Linked DNA regions of Homo sapiens: region 1 is linked to region 2. A link is a loop called in an ENCODE intact Hi-C map of the cell type or tissue named here. Cell type or tissue: heart right ventricle. All regions are shown on one strand. Links, peaks and the distances in the headings refer to the core of each region. The heading gives the core; the rest is flanking DNA. Region 1 overlaps TENM2 (teneurin transmembrane protein 2). Region 2 overlaps TENM2 (teneurin transmembrane protein 2).

The links. Peaks named below come from ENCODE experiments on the same cell type or tissue, not always from the same donor. Only the 100,000 strongest peaks of a DNase experiment are listed, where the experiment ranks them.
Region 1: it touches region 2 in a loop (1.9-fold over the local background); 2 of 110 quality-filtered maps call a loop at or near these places.

What each region holds. Positions count from the first base shown.
Region 1 is chr5:168,204,123-168,210,526 of GRCh38, reverse strand. TENM2 (teneurin transmembrane protein 2) reads right to left here. Exons shown (of 31, transcript NM_001395460.1): 21 at 5,906-6,155. Among named protein-coding and RNA genes, the nearest start is that of TENM2-AS1, 25 kb to the left of the region's middle. In heart right ventricle, for the core only: no CTCF peak of the experiment used is centred there; no DNase peak of the experiment used is centred there; H3K27ac peaks cover 2,554 bases.
Region 2 is chr5:168,150,129-168,156,532 of GRCh38, reverse strand. The region is part of intron 14 of TENM2 (teneurin transmembrane protein 2); the gene reads right to left. Among named protein-coding and RNA genes, the nearest start is that of MIR12125, 13 kb to the left of the region's middle. RefSeq lists an enhancer at 5,166-5,375. In heart right ventricle, for the core only: no CTCF peak of the experiment used is centred there; no DNase peak of the experiment used is centred there; H3K27ac peaks cover 2,134 bases.

The sequences.
Region 1 (6,404 bases), core at 809-5,808, 54 kb before region 2:
TGGCAGCCGGGAATTCTCGCGTCTATTTTATATTGCTTAATGAAAGTGAAATGTTATCTGCCACCAGTGGTAGTCATATTTGGCTCTTAATTATTGCAATATCAATTTCACTTTTTAAAGTCAAGATTTTGTAAAAATACTGGATGGGATTTGGGTCTGCAGGCCTGACCTACTTCTTTCCTAAGAACATCTGCTTTCAGTTGATTAATATAAGATCTATGTTGGGGGAAGGAGAAGGGCGGGGTGAAGGATCAAGTTGTTGGAGAGTGTAGAGCCTGAATGATCATACGAATATGAGCTTTGGAGAAAGGCTGAGGTCACTGCTATTCCAGTCCAGGATCACAGCAGGCTGGGTGCTTAGCAGGCAACAAACCAGAATAACAGCATCACCGAGTCAGTCTATGCAGCTGGGTACAGATGTCCTACTTACAAGGGATAGGCCTAGGCTTTGTGTGCATGGTTTTAATACCACAGACTCTTTAGGTGAGCCCTTTGAGGAAAAAGTGGTGTTTCAGATGGGAGAATTGAGATGGATTAGCTCTTCTTCACACTGCAGGGTCTCAATGATGTCTCTGGGAAGCCTTCAGGGTCTCTTGTGGCATTCTCAGCCCGTCTCTCAGAGCTGCCATCATGCTGTCTGGTGATTTATGTTTGTGTGCCTGTCCCCCTCAGTTCTTTGTGAATAGGACATGACTCAGTCATCTCTGAATTGCAGATACTTAGTAGAAGGCCCAGGAGAGAGTTAGGGCTGGAAAAACAGTTTCTTGAGTGAAGGAAGCAAGGAATGAGGCTGCTTCCCTTAGTGCTGGGCAGACTTTGCCTTGGACTAACTCCAATCCCTCATGTTCTGCTCAGAATTACAAATCTGTAATCAGTGGAGACTGTTGTCTTTTTTCATTCCAACTCTCTCTGTGCCACATTTTCCCCTTGAGGAAGGTGCACTTGGAGTAGCCACAGGGTTGTTTTGTTGTTGTTGTTCTAACTAAAGAGAAGTTGACTTGGGGTGCATTTGGTTTAGTTTCAGGAGGATGAGCTCATGTGGCTTGCAGTCCCTTTAGCACCCAGTTAAATGGTTGCTAGCCATTCTTGAATAGGAATGTCTTTGAGGAATGCTCCTGCCCTACAATGTTGATTTGTCTAGCATCACTGCAGAGAGTAAAAGTCCCCATGTAGAATTCATATTTCACTAATACAAGGACATCAATGACAAACTGGTTAATGAGCATCATTTCAAAGACTATTTAGATTATTCACTCCACAGGAAAATCTGAAATGCCCAGAGATATTAAAAAGGAAACTTGATAAAGATTTTCCCCAATTTTATAACTCTAATGATTTACACATCACCAATAATCAATTATGAACACAAAAGAAACTTTTCTAATTTATCAATAATATGAAACTAATTTTGATCAGCCCTACTAAAGACTGAAAATCCCTCTGTTCTTTCTATAGATAATGAAATTACAAAATAACTGTGATATTAAAAGATGATCAAAGATATGCAGCCAAAAAGTATAGAAAAACATGTATCATGGAAGTGTTACAGGAGTTAATTAATAAAAATATTAGGTTATTTGTGTGGATTTTGTGATGTTTGTGATAGAATTGGCTTTTCTAAACTTTGCAATTTTTTGGGTTTCCTTTCTCATCCTAAATATTCCATTTCATTTCTCATTTCATATTTATAATTTTAGTTTTTTCTTCTTAGATAGAGCCTCTGAAATTGTATTAGTCTTAGGCTTCATAAAATCTGGGTTCTACCCTTGGTAAAAAGACTTTGAAAATAGTGCCAATCAGTCTCCAAAATTTTATGGGGACATTGTTTTTACTTTTATTCGGGATTGAGTGCTTCATGACTTTTCTTTCCTGACCCCCATTTTCAAAGCCTGACCACATAGGAAAAGCATTTCCGTTCTTTAAGTGGAACCACATAGTCTTCCCTAACAGTCTACCTGGTCATCAAGCAGGGTCTGTCCTGGCTGAAACTCTCAGGCAGAGCTTGTCCTTGCTGACGCTTCCTTCCAATGTCTGCTGGCTTTGCCCGCCTTCCCAGGCTCCCACTTTCCCCCCGCCCGGTACTAACATATCTGGGTTGGACATGTCCCTTCTCTGAAGGTCTCCTCTAATGATTGGTGCCCTTGACTCCATGCTGAAAGCACCATCAGAATGTCAGCATGGAGAAGCGGTTTAGTTGGAAAAAAGCATGTTTAATATCATAATATTATTTTATGTTTAAAAAATAAAAAAATGGAAATTTCAAAAATTATGTAAGGTGTGAGATTCTTATGTTTATTAAAAGGAGCTAAGCTAAGAAAAGGGAGAGAGATACCGTCCCATCCCGTATAATTTACTGCCTCATATTGAGGTCTAATTCCTAAGATGTTCTAAAACTGGGGAGGGAGAAAAGATTTTGCTATGAGAGAAATTCCCCCTATAATGTTAGTGACTGACAAATTTACTCTGCTCCAGGGCTTTAGGTTTTCCAAAGACCACTTGGAATGGGCAGTGGGAACTGGACTAGTAAAGATGGGATATCAGGCTTCTATGGGACAGGAGTATGGAAATGTCCTAAATGTCTGCCTAATCAGAGCACGCAGGTGATAACCATTTTACCTAAGAGAAGGCTCTTTGTAGCATCAGAAGTTATTTAAGTGTATAGAACTTGTCCCTGCATGTTTTGGAGAGACAAAGGAAGGAGGAAGGGGGAAGGATAGTGAGAGAACCATGGAAACATTTCAATAGGATCCCAATTCAGAGGCTCAGCTCCGGGGTGGGTAAGCGAGATAGGGATGGGCACTGACTCCCGAAATGGAATCATTCAGCTGCCAACTTACAATGGAGAAAAGACATAAGCAAGACAGGTCTCTTCCTCCCCCTCCCTCCCTCTGCTGGTTGCTGTTTTGAAGAGAGGGGATTGACAGCCCTTTGTTTTCAGGTATGTAGTGGGAAGAAAAGAAGAATAAAACCAGTGTTCTTATAAAAGCTTAACTTCTAATCGGCTCTGGGTACCTGGCTGATGAAAGTAAGAACAAGTCTAAAGGCAGTTAGAAAAAAGAATCACACGGCTGTCGAGGGAAACTGGGAGCCACATTCCGCCTCAAGCTGTCCTAATGTCACCACGTGGGCATGGCGTGACTTGTTCTGATTGGGCCCTTAGCTTGCACCATTGACGTTGTGGCCTCCACAACTCGAGAGACGTGGAACCAGGGACCAACTCCAACAAGAGGGAGGAGACGGGTCTGTGTTTTCTTTAATTTAAGCAACCTATCTTGAGCACCTAGTGTGGGCCAGGACCTCCTCTAGTACTTAAAAGGACAAAGATGACCAAGGGGTCTGCTGCAGAAGTTCACATGCTTAGGCCCTAAAGACTTACATGGAGATAATGACAACAAGGCATTCAGTGGCATCAACTCTAATGGAGGATCAGAGGGTGTAGTGACTCAGAGGTGGGTGACAATGGTTTCTGCTGGGGAGATCAGGCTACGTGGAAGAGGGGGCCCTGACACTGGGCCTTGCAGGTGGATGTGATGTGGTAGATTAGGTAGAGAAGGTATTTTAAGCAGAGCAAGCAGCAAGAGTGAAGGTTTGGAGGTGAGACTGTACCAGGTGAGGGCTGATTAGCCTCTGAGCAGGAAGAACAGTGACAAAGGAGGAAGGGCCTGATGTGGAAGATTACAAGGGCCAGATGAAATATTTCCACCCTTTTTTCCTATAGGCAATGGCAAAGCACAGTGCTACCTCCACCCTACCCTGTCTTCTCCCATGGTTCTCTGTTGCCCACAGGGTGCCTGAGAAAAGGAGGCTTTCCTAGGATTAAAAAAAGCAAACAAAAACAACATCTTGGGAAGGGAATCTATATGGATGGGCAAGTCTAGGAAAAGCGATTTGTCTGATCGCCAGTTTGGCAGCGTGAGGGCTACCTGGCCTCTTCCCACGTGTGTCCTTCTTGCTCTCATTGTTCACCCTCTGGTTACCATGCCCCCTCCTCCACCCCAGGCCTGTCTCTGGATCTCCATAATGGTTGGCCTTTGGCCCTTCAGCTCAGCTTGAACTGCACTGACTTCCCCAGGTGCCACCTCTCATGCTCACATGGGTGTTTTCTGAGCCTGTGTTTCATCCCCTTCTGTACCGCAGAGCCCAGTACATGCCTGGCTCGCCTCCATGCTCAATAAATGCCCACTGGATCACTGAGGCTGCAGCCTCCTCAGGGTGAAGCTCTTGTTTTTTCCTCTTTTTACTCCTCTCAGTCCCTGGCACACTCTTGGCTCCCAAGAATGCTCAGCAGCAGTTGCTGGGGGCAGGCCACTGATATTTCTCCCAGACAGGGCCTCAGAGACTCTCAAATGCAAGTGCAACCTGCAGTTCCTTCTAGGAGAGAGGCTGAGGCTGCTTCAGAAGATGCCATCATCCACTCAGTTGTCAGGCCAAAATCCTAGGCAGGGCCCTTGATTCGTTTCTGTCTTTGTTCGTTCCTTATACCTGATCCATCAGCAAATCCTATCAGATTTACCTCGAAAATATATTCTAATTGGAGCACTCCTCTTTCTTCTGCTACCATTCTGGTTCAAATCACCATTGCCCCAATCCTGGACAATCGCTGCAGCTTCCCTATGGGTTTTCCTGCCTCCACTCCTGCAGTCCTACAATCTACTCCATACACAATAGCCAGAGTCATCTTTAAAAAAATGCAAATCAGATCATATCAATTCCACCCCACTCCCTACTTCAACCTCCATTGCTTGTTCATTGCAATACAATGTACTCTTGTCTAAGTGGTTAGTGAGACTCTGATGCATTGAGGTACCCTTCCCTGAGCTCACCACCCTCCTGCCACATTGGGCTTCTATCAGTCCTTAAATCAGCCAGGTTATTGGCTGGTATAGGGCTTTTGAACAACTTCTCTTTGCCTGAGTGCTTTTCCCCAGATCTCCCCATGGCTGACGTCTATCACTCAGATCCTAGCCAAACGTGACCTAGTACAAGAGGTTTCTCCAACTAATTCACCTTACGTAGCCTCCTCATCCATGTACCCTCCCTGTCGCCCAGTTCCTGTTTCTTACTCTGTTATATTTCCCCTAAAGCAATTAAGGATACAGGAAATTATTATTTTTTATTTGCCCACATGATTTTGTCTGTGGCTCCTTACCAGAACACAAACACAAACACAACAACAGGTGCTTTGTTTGACCCCACTTTTTTTTTTTTTCTAGCCAGAAAGCTCCTGGGACATGGTATACATTCACCAAATATTTGTTGAATGAAATTTTGCCCCTTTCTTATAGATCTTATTTCTCTCTTTGATTACAGATCTCCTCTGAGTTGAGGGTCTGAAATCAACTTTCCTGGCAAGAGCATGTCTAAGAGCTTTTAGGGGTCAGTTTTTTCCCAGCACAGAGGGGTCTGGCTTTCAGACTTAGTAGCCAGCAATGGGCAGGAGGAATCTACCTAGGCTGGCCAGAAATTACACAGCAAAGCCTATGCAGTAAAGGAAGTGCTATCCTAGTGAATGTGCAAAGATCCAGAGACTTTATAGAGAGCTAGCCAGATAGAGGTGCTCAATACAACATTTTGAATTAGCAAATGAACATTAGTGGTTCTCAAACTTTGATGTGTGTCTACAGAGCTTCTTAAAAATAAAAGATGCTTTGGTTGTTCTCCAGTCTGGAGACTAAAAGCCTTGTCTGTAAGTCAGTTGTTGACTATTGTATCAAATCTGTGTATGGTTTTTCACAGATACACAAAGCATTTTTCCCACCTCCTTATTTGATTCTGGGCCTAGGTTTTGGATCACAAGGACTATATCTTCTCTGGAGAATCCCAAATGCAGCCCCAGTTACCCGATCAAACTCAGGAGTTATGGGGGGCAAGAGAGCAAAAGAAGGTTGCCTGTGAGGCCATTTACCGTAACTCCAAGATGCTGGTCACATTTCGAGAGGGAAAGATGCGTCGGATGTAATTGAAGTCACCCACATAGAGGCTCCCATCGATTCCAACAGCCAGAGCCACTGGGGCCAGCAGCTTGTTGCCTTCAGCAAGGCCGTTGCAGCTGGGACAGGAAATGCTCCGGCGGCGACCATTGCCCATGATGCTGGTGATGATGGCAGGCTGCTGGGTCAGGAACTGGTTTTCCCCAGTGCCTTTGTGTAGGATTCCTGTGGGGGTTGGAGAATGGGAGGGGTTACTGAAGCCCTCTGGGGAAGACATGTGTATTGGCCAACTGGGAGGGAGGGGAAGAGACAAATTAGGAATCTTCAGTGCTCGGGGAGCTCTCCAACTTCTTCACAATGTGGAGAGAGCTGCAGTGGGAGAGGTGGACCCCAAATGCTGTGGCATTGGGTAAAATGACACTTGGGAGGATAACCAAAGAAGCTTGTAATCCCAGCTTCCTGGTAGGCTGGGGC
Region 2 (6,404 bases), core at 1,014-6,013:
AAGGTAGAAATAAGTGGCTAATAATGCATGAGGGGTACGAAGAGAGAAATAGGATTTTAATATTCAACATCAAGCATGCCTAAGAAAAGCATAAAGGGCAATACCCTATCCAGATGGAAATGCAAGTAAAAACATAAAACAGGCTGCATGGAAATGCAGACAGATGACAGTGAAAGCCAGAGAAGCCAGATGTCCCTGCTTGCTTCAAGAGACCATCAGGAGAGAACTTACATCCTAAGTTAAACTGAGGTGAAAAAAAAAAAGTGTTTTTTTTTTTTTTTTTTTAACTATGGGGAAAACCTTAACCTGGTTTGGAGTCAGAGTTCTGGGAATGGAATCTGGATGTCTCTCTTACTGTCTGTGTGAGCTTGGGCTGGTAGATCCACCTCTCTGAGCCTCAGCCTGTTTGTAAAATGGTATATTTTACTTGTTAATCTTATTTATTTTCTCTTCCAATAGCATACAGCTTCCAGAAAGGCAGAAAGTTTTGCCTCTTTTGTTCATTGAGATATTCTCAGGGTCTAGAAGAACGGTTGGCACGTAACAGACATTCAAGAAATATGTGCTGATCAAATAATTTAGGGATGGTCACAAGACCGTACTTACAATTTTTTTTTTTTTTTTTTTTTTTTTTTTTTTTACAGATGCCAGAGGTATTAAATGGAATGATAAAGCTAAATATTTCAACAGAGCTTGGCACATTGTAAGTGCTCAGTAGATAGTGGCACTAATTGTTGTCAGTGTCTATATAGTTGTTATGACAGCTATCATAGTTAGTGGTAAGCTTTCCCTTTAGCACATAGGCTGAAGTGTAGGTCATTTCTCTTTGCCTCACTCTGAGATCAGGGAAAAAAACAAGAACCCATCCTTTTTCAAGTTAAAAAATGAAGGTTCATCAAGTGTCCTCCGTGTGTGATTGTGTCACAGCCTAAGAAATTCTCATTCTCCCAATGACCACCAGCCAAAACTCCAGCAATACCACATTGGACGGGCTGAGTGAGAAGAAAACCCACTGGAGCTAAGGGCAATTATGAGGTGCAGGAGACACGAAGGTAGACTACATGGGGGCCCTTTCTCTTGGGAAGAATTGTGCTTTTGAATATTAACTTAATTATGGACCCCCCCCCCCTTTCACCAACTGTTTTAAATATCACTGTTTTTTTTTTGTTTGTTTTTTGTTTTTGTTTTCCCTGGAGCTGTGCATTGTTGGAATTAAAGAGCACACATACACTGGACATTATTTAATAATAGAGTCTGCCATTACATTCCAGAGCTCTTTGTAGTTGAAAATAGCTGAGGTGTTGGAGATCGGGGATCACCAGGGGTTCAGGTAGCCATTTATACTGAACAGCAGTGGCAAATGCTCAGAAAATTAATCTGATGCTTCGAGGTGCTCTGGGGAAAATCTCCAACTAGTTTTGGAAGACCGGCTGCCAAAGAATCACCCTGGTCTCTGGTCTCTGGAAAACGGCAGGGATTGTCCCTCTTGCTTGCCCGTGTGTGCGGGAGGGAGCTGTGCGGGGACTCTGTTTCTAGGCACAAATGGCGTGGACACGCAGCCATGAACCTGCACGTCCACAGCTGACTCTGCTTTGTTAGAAAAGACGTGGCAAATTGAGAGAGGCAGATGTTCCTCTTTGTTTCAGTGGTGTCTGTATGTCTTTAAGGGTTTGTGTAGATGCAAGTATGGGGGATGCTGGGTTGGGGTGTTAGGAGGCCAGTGATCCTTTCCATGGTCTATTGGCTGGCTTTTGCTCCTAAGGCAGAAATCACTCCCCACAACCCCAACAGCAATAGAAACAGCAGAGCTTCCATGAGGTCATATAAATTTGCCTCCAGCTGTCTAGGCTGCATGTTTTCTGGATGCACCTGGATTCTCACTGATCAGCACCATGTCTGTCTGCATGGGACAAGGAAGGCAGTAGGCTCAGCCTTGGCTGCAGAAAAATGATGAACTTGTAAAAACAGTAAAAACAATCCTTTCACATTTGAATAAAGAGGAGAAAGGGGCCAGGCGCGGTAGCTCACACCTGTAATCCTAGCACTTTGGGAGGTTGAGGCGGGTGGATCACCTGGGGTCAGGAGTTCGAGACCAACCTGGCCAACGTGGTGAAACCCCGTTGTTTAGTCTCTACTAAATATACAAAAAGTAGCAGAGCATGGTGGCAGGCACCTATAATCCCAGCTACTTGAGAGGCTGAGGCAGGAGAATTGCTTGAAGCTGGGTGGGTGGAGGTTGCAGCAGTGAGCCAAGATCGCACCACTTCACTCCAGCCTGGGCAAAAGAACGAGACTTTGTCTCAAAAAAAAGGAGAAAGGAAGATGTATCTTACTTTTTGGTGTTTTGATGTTTCAAGCTCTTACTGTTTTTTTTTTTTTTTTTTTAAAGTAGGTGATCATGTGAGGAAATGGAGAATTTAGGCAACAGTAACCAAAATAGCTCTTCTTGGGAGGGAAATCCCACGTCAGTTACTCAGTGAATTCTGACTGAATTGTTATCACCCGGTTGCACTGGAGTCCAGCCTGGCCTGTGCTTTCCTGGGGGTGCCTGCTTTATCTCCCTGGAACATTACCTTTGAGAGTTATGGGGGTGAATAGCACCGTGTTGCTAAAACGCACCCCAACTCATGCCATGCCCCTGCTGAACATCCTCCGGGAGTTTCTCCCATTGCTTTAGATTGGAGCAGTGCTTCTCAAAGTGTGGTCCTGGGACCAGCAGCAGCATCTCCTGGGAACTTGTTAGACATACACATTCTTGAGCTACTGAATCAGAACCTCTGGGGATGGGGCCCAGCCGTCTGCATTTATAACAAGCCCCCGGGATCCAGACGCCTGCTCAATGTGAAAGCCTCTGCTTTCGGATTAAGTCCCAAACCCCTAAAAGGGCCTCAAAGGCCCTGCATTATCTGGCCCTGCCCATTTCTCTCTTCTCATGTCACATTTGTCTCTGTTCTCTGTAGCCTGGATTCTTCTTGTGGGCTTTTCCAGATGTGTCTCTCTGAACTACGCTCCCTGCACCCACTTTGGCTAAAGCCATTCACCTTGTGCTCAGCTGGCCCTTGTTTAGGAATGGCTTTCCTGGCTTCCAGCTCAGGGTTCCTGCTCCATTGCATGCTTTTATAGCACCACCTTCCCCTTCTCTGTAGCACTCCTCATAATTCTAATGAACCCTTTGTTTAAAGCAACGGGTCTTAACTGGGCCGCACTTTCAAATCACCTGGGAGCCTTGAAAAATTCCCATGTTAAACTGCATCCCAATTAAATCACAATCTCTGAGGAAGCGACCCAGACATCAGTTTCTTTCCTTTTTTTTTAAGCTACCCAGGTGATTCCTATGTGCAATGGATGATGAGAGCAAGCGGTTCAATGTCCATCTTCCTGGGAGCCTCCAAACCCCTCAAGTGTAAAGGCTTTGGCTCAGTTGTTCATGGCTGTTTTCCTAATTCCCACCCTAGAGCATTAAAGATATCTGTTGAATGAATACATTAAAAACAAACAAACTGTGCTTTGTTTCATTGCTGCTTCACTGTGTTCTTGATTCAACAGCCAGGTAAAAGGAAAAGCTTCCCACAGGCCACACCCCAAGCCTCTGGAAGGATGACACTTCTCTAAGCAAATGAAGCAGCTGGTTGCAGCCCAGCGTTCAAAACCAAGCTGATGACAGGGGCTGTGTATGAATGCGGATGTGGGTTTGTGCCTTTCAACTTGTAAGAAGCAGATACCTCTGGACTGAAAGAGGCAGACTAGGGTACCCAGCGAGTAGAAGAGAAGGCATGTTGGTAGCTTAGGAGGGTGACAAGTGTTACACAAAGGTAGGGATGACAATAATAAGAGAGTCCAGTGGTTTAATTTGGTTTTTGGAGGTGAATCAAGTTGTTGTACCTTGTGCAGCTTATTCCCACAGCTGTCCAGCAAATAATGAATGTGGTACCTACCAGTATGGAAATAGGGACAAAGCACGACTTTGATTTCTTATTTGTTATTTTTAACCATCCAATTTCTACACCCACTGAGCATCCTTATAGCCACAGGAGGGTCATAAAAATACAAATAACACCGAGGAGGCCTGTGGGCACGGACTTGTTACTTCTGCAGGGTTGACGGCTCTCTTTTAACTAGTGTAAAATCAGGTCAACCATAAATTGCCATTTTGTTGTTGTTGTTGTTGCTCCTAGTGTAACTTCAGGAAATGTAAGGAAATCACTAAATGTTTCTAATAGATCTCAAAAGAGCTAGGCAAAGAATCTGCCCCAGGATGAAATTCTGGATTTTAGAAAGCTTTTTATAGAATAGCCACAAAAATAGCAAACCCCTCACAGGGACATTTCTCTGTGCCTGGCACTTTTAGATCCCCTACATGCATTAGCTCATTTAATTGTCGCAACAACCCTACGGTGTAGGTACAACGATTATTCCTGTTTTATAGGTGAGGAAATGGAGGCATGGAAAAGTTAAGTAATTTGGCCAAAGTAGCAGGGTGGGTTCATGGTGGAGCCAGGATTTGACACCAGCCAATGGCTCTATAGTTCCTGTTCTCAACTGGGGTGACCAACCCTTCCAATTTGCCCTGGATGATCCAAGTTTTTGCACTGAAAATCTTGTGCCCCAAGAGGCAGCCTGGAATCATTGGTCATCATTGAAAACAGGGAGTGAGGACTAGGCTCTTTTCATTGGCTGTCCCAGAGGCAGAGGTGGGGACAGAGATGAAGGCCCCCAAGGGCAAGAAAGAGGGTGCAGACTTTTATACCAAGTCACTTGTTTTGGTATGTTAGGGCTTCCAACAGATTCTGCTGCTGCCCGGGGCCACTGCATCAGGTCACCTCAGTCACCATGTGGCAGTACTTGGAATAGTGAAGGTAGTGGCTCTGAATCTGGGCAGCCTGGGTTCAAACCTTGGCTTCACCCTTTGGCTGCATGATCTTGGGTAAAAATCATAAGCTCTTCAATTCCTTAGTTTCTCCATTTGCAAAACCAGAGCAATAGAACCCCAGAGGGTCGCTGACATTTAAATGAGAGAATCCATGATGCATGGCACATAATAAATATTCTACAACAGATACCTGTTATTATTGTTGTTGTTTTTATTAAAAGTGTCCTCCAATGATGGCAGAAAGGTCTGTGCGTGGTTTAGGAAAGCCTTTGATTTGCACTTGAATTGGTTATGAGGAGGGACTGAATGCTATTATTTAAAATAGGATCAGTGTAGTCAATACAGCAAAGCCCCAGAAAGGTGCCCTCCAAAGACGTAAATGAAAATGAGAAAAATGAGGTAATTTCCTGAGAGTTACGTGAGTAAGATCTGCACATAATGCATGCGACAAGTTGTCAATAGAACTCCCCTTAAAACGCAAGAGTTGTGTGAGGTGACATTATCAAGGATCGCAGGGCATAGAAATCTCAACCAGGCTCAGAAAAGCATGCCCACAGAAAGGGGTAGTCTGCCTGGGATGTGGAGAGGGAGGTGGTGGAGCAAGAGAGAGCCAGGGTCAGTTCACGGGTGAGAGTGTCCGGCTTGACAGAGGGGAGGCAAGCAACAGCACCTGCCATTTGTCCATGCTCAGCAATTCACATCCTTGTTACTTCACTGAGCCACTTCAAGGATGGTATGAAATACATATTATTATCATCATTTGTGGCTGAAAAAGCTGAAGCTCAGAGAAGTTAATTAACTTTCCCAGGGTCATAATCACTGCAAGTGGTAAAGGGAGGGTGTGAATCCAGGCCTGTGCAACTCTCAGCCCATGCACTTTGCGCCCCCCTAGCCAGGTAGGACTGTACAGGGAGAAGGCAGACTCAGAATATCATATTACTTGCTTTGATTTCTTGTTCCCCAAGAAATCTTCTGCTTTTAACTTCATTTCCCATATAGATTTCCCTTTAGGGAGAGAATACACTGAGCAGGAGATGTAGAATTTCCTCACTGTGAATTACTGAATGGCCATTTCAGGTTTGGATGGGAATTTGGGTAGTGTGACGGAGTCAGTCTAGAGCTTGATCCACTCTGTTAACAGAAACAAAATGGGATTTCTAAAGCTGAGAATAGGATCCATGAGGATCCTACTTGGGGAAGCCCCCGCATGGCGTCCTGCCTGAGTGGTGGGGTGGTCTCCCTGTCAAGAGTGTTGGCTTCTGTCTCCTGCCCTGTCCCTAATCCTTGAGTTCAGTGTGTGCGAATCAGGGGACAAATGGACCTCCAAGGGAGAAATACCAATCCCACATCAAACATTTACTGAATGATTAGAAAATGCTGATTTCTGCTGTAGACTCATGAGTTTATTCTTTCATTCATTCAATAATTATTTATCGAGCACCTATTATGCACCGGGTAGTTTCTAGACAAGGGGCATACAGTAGTCAATGAAAGAGACAAAGTCTTGTTCTTAAAGATCTCACATTCTACAGTG